Linked DNA regions of Homo sapiens: region 2 is linked to region 1. Evidence: chromatin contacts called from ENCODE Hi-C data. All regions are on one chromosome and are shown on one strand. The core of a region is the stretch at or near the end of the contact, and the rest is flanking DNA. Distances in the headings are between cores, read along the strand shown. Region 1 overlaps TK2 (thymidine kinase 2). Region 2 overlaps CDH1 (cadherin 1).

The links. A loop is a pair of places that touch in the nucleus more often than their neighbours do. Pooled maps may share reads with other maps.
Region 2: a loop to region 1 is called in a pooled map, with 23 times the contacts of the local background. The contact joins two enhancer-like sites. A Hi-C loop is called at or near these places in 2 of 37 single-sample maps with no recorded cell type and 4 of 50 pooled maps.

Annotation. Positions count from the first base shown.
Region 1 is chr16:66,514,278-66,518,698 of GRCh38, reverse strand. TK2 (thymidine kinase 2) reads left to right here. Exons shown (of 10, transcript NM_004614.5): 7 at 822-910; 8 at 1,484-1,563. Among named protein-coding and RNA genes, the nearest start is that of TK2, 34 kb to the left of the region's middle. Within about 2 kb of position 1,783, at least 33 of the 41 ENCODE cell types and tissues checked have a DNase peak (open chromatin) inside an H3K27ac peak, as active enhancers do.
Region 2 is chr16:68,754,230-68,759,141 of GRCh38, reverse strand. All of the region lies in intron 2 of CDH1 (cadherin 1), which reads right to left. Among named protein-coding and RNA genes, the nearest start is that of CDH1, 19 kb to the right of the region's middle. RefSeq lists cis regulatory regions at 333, 1,814, 2,543 and enhancers at 261-405, 1,648-1,697, 1,742-1,886, 2,378-2,477, 2,471-2,615 and 1 more. Within about 2 kb of position 2,246, at least 16 of the 41 ENCODE cell types and tissues checked have a DNase peak (open chromatin) inside an H3K27ac peak, as active enhancers do.

The sequences.
Region 1 (4,421 bases), core at 534-3,033:
TTTGAAATTTTTCCATGCCATTAAATATTATTTTACAATATCATCCTTCAGTTACTGCGTGAATTTTCTGTTATATAGATTTACCAAGATTTAGTTTTTTATTGGTTTAAACAGTGCCGCGGTGAGCATCATGATTATTTTCACAAAATAAATTTTTTTGTTTTGTTTGAGTCAGGGGTCTCACTCTGTTGCCCAGGCTGGAGTGCAGTGGCATGATCATGACCCACTACAGCCTTAAACCCCTGGGCTCAAGTGATCCACCTGCCTCAGTTTCCCGAGTAGCTAGGACCATAGGCATGCGCCACCACCCCTAGTTAATTTTTTTGTAGTTTTTGTAGAGATGGGGGTCTTTCCATGTTGCCCAGGCAGATCTTGAACTTCTGGCCTCAAGTGATCCTCCCACCTCACCCTCCCAAAGTGCTGGGATTACAGGCATAAGCCACCACCCTGGTCCACAAAATAAATTTCTAGAAGTGAAATTGGTTTGCTGATTCATTGCCTAACCTGAGCACTGTCTCTGTTCTCAGGGTACAAGCTTTAAAGTCCCTTTCTCTGCTTAGAGTTCCAATCCCAAGTGAATTCTCCCATCACTCCGTGCCATGGCCCTTGCAGCATTGTGCCATAAGCCGCTCCCAGGCAGCAGGAGGTCGGGAATGCTTAGGGTCCTTGTCACTGCATGTCCAGTATTGCACGGATCACACTGTGCCCTGGTACCCTTGGTGACTCCTTTCATTGAGAGCCGTCTCAAGATCCTTTTGGGGGAATTGCATAGCCCAGAAGTTTTCTCTTAGGTGAATAAGCCCTTACAACTCTCATTGCAGTGGGAAGATGCCAGAAGTGGACTATGTAGTTCTGTCGGAATGGTTTGACTGGATCTTGAGGAACATGGACGTGTCTGTTGATTTGATAGGTGAGATGCACCCCTCCCACCTCCCTCTCTTGTCTCTCTCCTGGGTCCCTTGAGGATGTGCTTGGCTGGGCCCCAACCCTTGGGGGCAGTGGGTGAGGCACTTGCCCTTGGCAGTTCCTTCCCCATGGGAGTTCAGCTTTCTCCCTGAGGGCAGACAGAATTCGGGACTTCTGGTCTCTCATGGAGAAGAACCCTGGCCTTTGTTCTTTAAACTTCCCTCCCTGGCTCAGCTACTTTCAGACCCAAATCCACTGTGATCTGATGGGTTTTTCTAGTTTGCAAAGGAACAGGAAGGACAGAGCCTGAACATTCACTGAGACCTGCTGGGTGTGAGGCCTGTTTTGAGCTCTGTCTATGAACAGAATCCCATTCAGCCTCAAAACGACCCCACGGGGCCGCTGACACTGAAAGAGAATGAAAGTCGAGGCGGAGGGTCAGTGGTCAAGCCAAGAGCTGGCCCTCCCTGCTTCCTGCTCGAGCTGTGCAGACCTTCCTCCCGCCTTTGCCTGTGTGCCTGCTTTGCTTCCAAGCCATGAGCAGAGTCCTGAGAGCCACGTATTCTTTTAACCTCAGTTTACCTTCGGACCAATCCTGAGACTTGTTACCAGAGGTTAAAGAAGAGATGCAGGGAAGAGGAGAAGGTCATTCCGCTGGTAAGAGGCCTCTTTGACTTGGTTAAAGACAAACTGGGAAACCACCTCTGTCCAACCCGGCTTCCTCTCCCGGCCCCACCCCCATGAGATCATTGTGCCCTTGTTTGCAGAGAGAGAACAGGAACCAAGTGTATCAGAGGGTGAACTCTGACTTCCTGTTTGGCCAGAGACCCACGTGGATGTCCAGATCTGCTTGGCTTCCTGTGGTCGCTGACTCACAGTTTGGCAACCCTCCTGCTTGGAGGCGTTCCCCTCCCCTCCCCACCTGCCCCTCCCCATCTTGGCAGCACCAGGGCTTGTCTGTTCTGCCTCCTGAAGATTGCCTGGCCTTGTGCTCTCTGTGTCCTCCCTAGAATGCGAGTTCCAGGAGGGCAGGACCCAGCCCTCTTGTTCACTGCTGCATCCCTAGTGCTTAGCACAGTGCCCGGCACGGAGGCGGTGCTCATGCTTAGTGGTGTTTGCCCACTGGAGAGATGCCATGCCCTTCTGAGTTCTGCTCAGGCCACACTGACTCTCATGGGGACTCTGCCAGTATAGGCCCGGGCTGTGCATCTCGCCCTGGCCCTTCCCTCCTTGCATCTCCCTTCAAAATCTGGCCTCCAGGCTGCCGCCCGGCTGATATTTCCAATACTCATCACCACTCGTGCAATTTCCCAGCCCAGAACCTTTCAGTGCCTTGCTGCTGGCTAGAATGCAGTCCCCACTTTGTAATACGGCTTATGACCCGGCCCCAACTGCCTCTCTGGCGTTATCATCCTCCATTCCCTACTTTCTATGCTCTGGCTATAAGGAACTAGTTGTGGCCACACACAAACAACCACATACACAGTGGAGTTATGCAAATGTGCCTTTGCACAGTCGTTTCCTTTGTCTTTAAAGTGTTACTCAGATGTCACCTCCTCCAGGAAGCCACCCCTGACCTTCCTTCCATTGTAACCCCCCCCAAACCCACCCCCTGGCTTTCTGTGATCATGGGCCTTAGGACAGCATACTGACACTATTTGTTTATACCTTTGTTCCCCATCCCTCACTAATGTGAGCTTTTTAAGATTGGGTCTTATTCCCTCCGTGTCCTCTGCATGTGCCTTGGGGCCTGGTGCCTAGTAGTTGCTCAGTTAGTATTGAACTGAATGTCCCATGTGAGAAGCTGCCACTGGAGGGAGACAGAGGCTGGGCAAGCATTCAGTGGGGTGTCAGGGGCTCTGAGCTCAGGATAGGCTGGACTGGGGGCCCTGGGAAGCCTATCCAACTCCTGAAATCCTGCTCAGCCTTGTTTTTCCTTGGTGCCAGCACGATGCATTCCTGCCACGAGGGCCCAGGCGTCACTCTGGGCAGCTCCTTTGAAATCTTGGAGACAAGAATGCTAGGAAGATGGAATGTGGTGGAATGGGGCCAGGCTGGACCATGCTGTGATGCGCACAGCAGCTCTGTGCAGTGACCCAGATGCTCCCCAAGCCTGGGGGCCGTCCAAGCCGTGATCCAAGCCATTGTCTTAAGGGTTTGACCAGGTCCATGGGACACATCTGGCTCCTATTGCCAAGGGAGAGCTGGGCAGGAGATGTAAAGGCTGCTGCAGAGTTGACACGCGAGCCTCTGGGATGGCGAGTGGAATCTGTGTGAGGAGCCATCCCACTCTGTGCCTGGGAGAGCACGAGTATCTGCTCTGCCTGGCATGCAGGCCCCATGGCTCAGGAGGGCCTGTGCCCCTTTTCCCTTGGGCTCCGCTGCATCAGGCTTTCTGCAGTTGGTGGTCTTTATAGTCTGGAGGGTCTATAGGTTACGAGTTGTTGAGGGGGTAGAAGGGCAATGGGTGAGGGTCACAGTCCTCTTGGTGGCAAGACAGAGCGGAGGGTTTAGAGGCTGCCCAGGGCTGGGCCCCTGCCTGAAGGAACTGAGGCCCTGCTGCTGCAAAAGTGGCAGTAAATGGGAGAAGCCAGGTGTGGGTCCTGCCTTTTTTTTTTTTTTTAGTATTTATTGATCATTCTTGGGTGTTTCTCGGAGAGGGGGATTTGGCAGGGTCATAGGACAATAGTGGAGGGAAGGTCAGCAGATAAACATGTGAACAAAGGTCTCTGGTTTTCCTAGGCAGAGGGCCCTGCCGCCTTCCGCAGTGTTTGTGTCCCTGGGTACTTGAGATTAGGGAATGGTGATGACTCTTAATGAGTATGCTACCTTCAAGCATCTGTTTAACAAAGCACATCTTGCATCGCCCTTAATCCATTTAACCCTTAGTGGACACAGCACACGTTTCAGAGAGCACGGGGTTGGGGGTAAGGTTATAGACTAACAGCATCCCAAGGCAGAAGAATTTTTCTTAGTACAGAACAAAATGGAGTCTCCTATGTCTACTTCTTTCTACACAGACACAGTAACAATCTGATCTTTCTTTTCCCCACATTTCCCCCTTTTCTATTAGACAAAACCGCCATCGTCATCATGGCCCGTTCTCAATGAGCTATTGGGTACACCTCCCAGACGGGGTGGTGGCCGGGCAGAGGGGCTCCTCACTTCCCAGACTGAGCGGCCGGGCAGAGGGGTCCTCACATCCTAGACGATGGGCGGCCAGGCAGAGACACTCCTCACTTCCTAGACGGGGTGGCAGCCGGGCAGAGGCTGCAATCTCGGCACTTTGGGAGGCCAAGGCAGGCGGCTGGGAGGTGGAGGTTGTAGCGAGCCGAGATCACGCCACTGCACTCCAGCCTGGGCAACATTGAGCACTGAGTGAACCAGACTCCGTCTGCAATCCCGGCACCTCGGGAGGCCGAGGCTGGCGGATCACTCGCGGTTAGGAGCTGGAGACCAGCCCGGCCAACACAGCGAAACCCCGTCTCCACCAAAAAATACGAAAACCAGTCAGG
Region 2 (4,912 bases), core at 997-3,496, 2.2 Mb before region 1:
ACAGTGAGACCTTGTATTTTTCAAAATAAATTAATTAAATGTAATTAGCTGGGCACGGTGGCTCACACCTGTAATCCCAACACTTTGAGAGGGCTAGAGGGGCAGATCATCTGAGGTCAGGAGTTTGAGACCAGCCTGACCAACATGGTGAAACCCCATCTCTCTAAAAATAGAAAAAATTAGCCAGGCATGGTGGCAGGCGCCTATAATCCCAGCTACTCAGAAGGCTGAGGCAGGAGAATTGCTTGAACCCGGGAGGCGGAAGTTGCAGTGAGCCGAGATGGCACCAGTCTGGGCAACAGAGCAAGACTCCATCTCAAAAAAAAAAAAAATTGCACTCAAATGGATGTTGGGTCAAAGGAGCGTCTTATTCTTTAGGAGGTCAAGAGCAAAGTGATAAGGGGGTATCACTCTTCCTCATACTCAATCCTCTGTGGCTCCTTTGACACTTACACTACCCGCCCCCCGCCCCATGCTTTTTCACTCCCTTGACACAAGTCTAAAGCAGAAACATCTAATGAGAAAAACTAATTTGTTTTTTTAGAGATCGATTCTTGAGACATTGACCAGGTTGGAGAGCAGTAACTATTCACGGGCACAATCAGCATGCACTGCAGCCTCGAAACTCCCAGGCTCAAGTGATCCTCCTGCCTCAACCTCCCAAGTAGCTAGGACTACAGATGTGTACCACGGAGCCCAGCCAATAAAAACTAAATGAAGAGTGGTTGCTACGTACCAGGCACTGGAAGCACTTCGCACATGCTAACTCATTGAATCCTCATTGCAATCCTTTGTGGTAGGGGCTATGTTTATCCCCTTTGTACAGGTGAGGGGACTGAGGCACAGAAAGATTAAGAAACTGGCCCTAGGGAATTCCCATTTGGGTCTCTCTCTCTCTCTCTCTCTCAAAAAAAAAAAAAAAAAAAAAAAAAAAGAAATAAAAAGAAGCCTACCCTAGGCAAAATGGGGTGGGGTTGGGATAGAGGGGAGGGACACAAAAAAATTTGAAAAAAAAGAAAGAAACTTGCAGGCCAGTGCAGCAACTCACATCCGTAATCCCAGCACTTTGGGAGGCTGAGGCGGGCAGATGGCTTGAGCTCAGGAGTTCAAAACCAGCCTGGGCAACATGGCAAAACCTCGTCTCTACAAAAAATACAAAAAAAAAAAAAAAAAAGATTAGCCTGGAGTGGTGGCATGCACCTGTAGTCCCAGCTACTTGGGAGGCTGAGGTGGGAGGATGGGGATGACTTGAGCCCAGGAGGCAGAGGTTGCAGTGAGCCAAAATTGTACCACTCCACTCCAGCCTGGGTGACAGAAAAAGGCCCTGTCTCAAAAAAAAGAAAGAAAGAAAGGAAGGAAGGAAGGAAGGAAGGAGAGAGAGAGAAAGAAAAAGAGAGAGAGAAAGAAAGAAAGAGAAAGAAACTTGCCCAAAATCACAGGAAAAGTAAGGGTCCAGTTGGGATTGGAATCCAGGCAATCCTGCTGCATTCCACCCTCCCAGTTCATCTTCTCTAAGAGAAGCTCATAGGCTAAAAGAGAAATAAATGCTGAAGAGTCAAATCTCTGTCAAAACCAGAAATGAAACCTCACATCTGGCAAGTAAAATGTGGTTTCCTAGGTTCAACAGCTTCCCAGGTATTTAAACACTCCCATGGTGGAAGTGAGAGGATTAGCAGAAAGAAGAATGAAAAATCATAACCAAATTACAAAGCCCAAAGAAAAATAAGTACAACTTACAGGAAGTTTCAAAATCAAAAACTCAGCTGGTTGCCATGGCTCACACCTGTAATCCCAGCACTTTGGGAGGCCAAGGTGGGCGGATCACTTGAGGTCAGGACCAGCCTGGCCAACATGGTGAAACCCTGTCTCTACTAAAAATACAAAAATTAGCCGGGCATGGTGGCGCTGGCCTATAATCCCAGCTACTCGGGAGGCTGAGGAAGGAGAATAGCTTGAACCTGGGAGGTGGAGGTTGCAGTGAGCTGAGACTCCAACACTGCGCTCCAGCCTGGGTGACAGAGCAAGACTCTGTCTCAAAACAAAACAAAACAAAAATCAGAGACTCAAAATACAGCTCTGAAACATCCAAAAACCTCAAGGAGTAGAAGAGGGCTTTGTTTTGTTTTGTTTTTTGTTTTTGAGAGAGCGTCTCGCTCTGTCACCCAAGCTGGAGTGCAGTGGTGCAAAACGCAGCTCACTGCAGCCTTAACCTCCTGGACTCAAGGGATCTACCTGCCTCAGCCTCCCATGAAGCTGGGATCACAGGCACACGCCACCATGCCTGGGTAATTGTTTTTGTATGTAGAGACAGGGTTTCCCTTTGTTGCCCAATCTGGTCTCCAACTTCTGGGCTCAAGCAATCCTCCCACTTTGGCCTCCCGAAGTGCTGGATTACAGGCATGAGCTACCGCACCCGGCCTCTTTTTAAATGCAGACTTGAGACAAGAAGGCAAAAGTTACAAGAAATACAACCACAAATTCTATTTTCTCCAGAAAATTTAGTCATGATTACAAGCCTGGGAGTTAGGTGGTAATGAAACCAGCCACATGAACGTCACCAAGCAGCTGTTATTTCTCCAAAACCTTTTAGCACGAAGCTAACAGAGACGAGATCTAGGGCTAGTATCTCCTGGGACTTATGAGTAAGAGCCGGCACCTAGAGTACCTGTCACTATAGAGGGTGATGTCACCGCTGATTCAACCTGATATTGAAAAACCTTACCAGGAGAGGCCTCTCAATGTCGGTGACTCAGGGCCCCACCCCACCTGTTCATAAAGTAAGTGCCCAGGTGTTTGCCTCACTGCTTATTCAAGGGATGATGTTTTCCAATAGGAAAGCCACAACTCTCCCCACCAACAAGTTGGTCATCTTGTTCCCTTTTTCAAACACTCCCACATAGTTGTGGTGAAGAATTTGTTGGGGAGGAAGCCTCGTACTGAAGGTGAGATTCCAAAGTAAGTACCAGGTCCTAGGAACACTCGTATACATGCACAAAAAAAAAAAAAAAATATGCCCTAAATGATGCCTGTTTAGAAAATATCATCCCTCTGCAGGAAGAATCTTTAGAAAACTCGGCTAGGCACAGTGGCTCATTCATGCCTGTAATCCCAGCACTTTGGGAGGCCGAGGAGGGCTTATCACCTAAGGTCAGGAGTTGGAGACCAGCCTGGCCAACATGGTGAAACCCCGTCTCTACGAAAAATACAAAAAGTAGCCAGGTGTGGTGGCACATGCCTGTAATCCCAGCTACACCGGAGGCTGAGGTGGGAGAATCGCTTGAACCCGGGAGGCAGAGGTTGCAATGAGCCGAGATCAGGCCACTGCACTCTAGCCTGGGCAACAAGAGCAAGACTCTGTCTCAAAAAAAAAAAAAAAAAAAATTTAGAAAACTCTGCTGGAGCAATATTCCTCTTGGGCAACATGCTGAGGGGTGGGGAGTGGCTTGGAATGAGCATTATTTCCTGGTTTGAATCTGATACCCTTTAAAGGAGATGTTCCTAAAGTGGCAGGTCAAAAGAGAAAGATAAATAAATAAAAAATGAAGGAGATGTGAAAATGAGCCCTCAGGATTCCTTCTCTAGAAAATGCCTGGCCTGGCCGGGCATGGTGGCTCAGACCTGTAATCCTAGCACTTTGGGAGGCCAAGGCGGGGGTATTGCTTAAGCTCAGGAGTTCGAGACTAGCCTGGGCAACGTAACAAGACCCTCTCTATTTATTTTAACAAAAAATTTAAAAATTAAAAGAAAAATGCCTGACTAGAGAACAGTCTTTTTCAATGACATGAATATAGACTTGAATGTAGAAGTCCAGTCCCCTCAAGATACAGTCCAATTCTATTTTTTTTTTTTTTTTTTTTTTGAGACAGAGTCTTGCCCTGTCACCCAGGCTGGAATGCAGTGGTACGATCATGGCTAAACCTCCCAGGCAGCTTCAACCTCCCAGGCTCAAGTGATCCTCTCACCCCAGCTCCCAAGTAGCTGGGACTACAAGCATATGCCACTACACCTGGCTAATTTTTGGATTTTTTGTAGAGGCGGGGTTCTATCATGCCCAGGCTGGTCTTGAACTCCTGGGCTCAAGAGATCTACCTGCCTTGGCTTGGGATTACAGTCATAAACCACCACACCCAGCTGACACAGTCCAGTTCTAACATCTATTGAGCACCTCACTTCTTCTTCTTTACACAAATGCCATCCTTCTTAGTGATGACTGCCCCTAAATTTCTCCACCCCAATGCATAGTTTTTATCACCCTTCCTGCTGAGTTTTATTCTTTCTTCCATACATCACCATCTACCTGTCCCCTCCAATTAGAAGAGAAATTCCATGAGGACAGGGCTTTTTCTCTGTTTGGGCCCCGCTGCATCCCCAATGCCTAGCAGAGGGCTTGGCAGGTGCTCAGCACAAATTCATTAAGTGAATGGACAGACAAATACCTCTGTCACCTGAGACCTTCAGAGAAGGAATGATCCATCCCTTTCACCTGGCTGCTCACAGACTGTTCTGTGAGTTGCCTTTTCCTGCTATAAAGAGCACAGACTTTGGAGTCCAACAGCCACCAGACATACGGCCAGGCTCTCCCACTTCCTGTGTGCATGACACACCTGTGTGCATGAGGGTTACAGGAGATGGCATACGGGAAGAGTTCAACATACAGAAAGCACCGCTCAATACACTGTTGCTTATGATCACAATACAGAGTACAACAACAAATACTTTTCTTTTTTCTTGAGACAGTGTCTCACTCTGTCGCCCAGGCTGGAGTGCAGGGAGGCAGTCACAGCTCACTGCAGCCTTGACCTCTGTGGTCTCAGGTGATCCTCCCACCTTAGCCTCCCAGGTAGCTGGGTCTGCCAGCTCATGCCACCAGGCCTGGCTAATTTTTAAAAATCTTTTGTAGAGACAGGGTCTC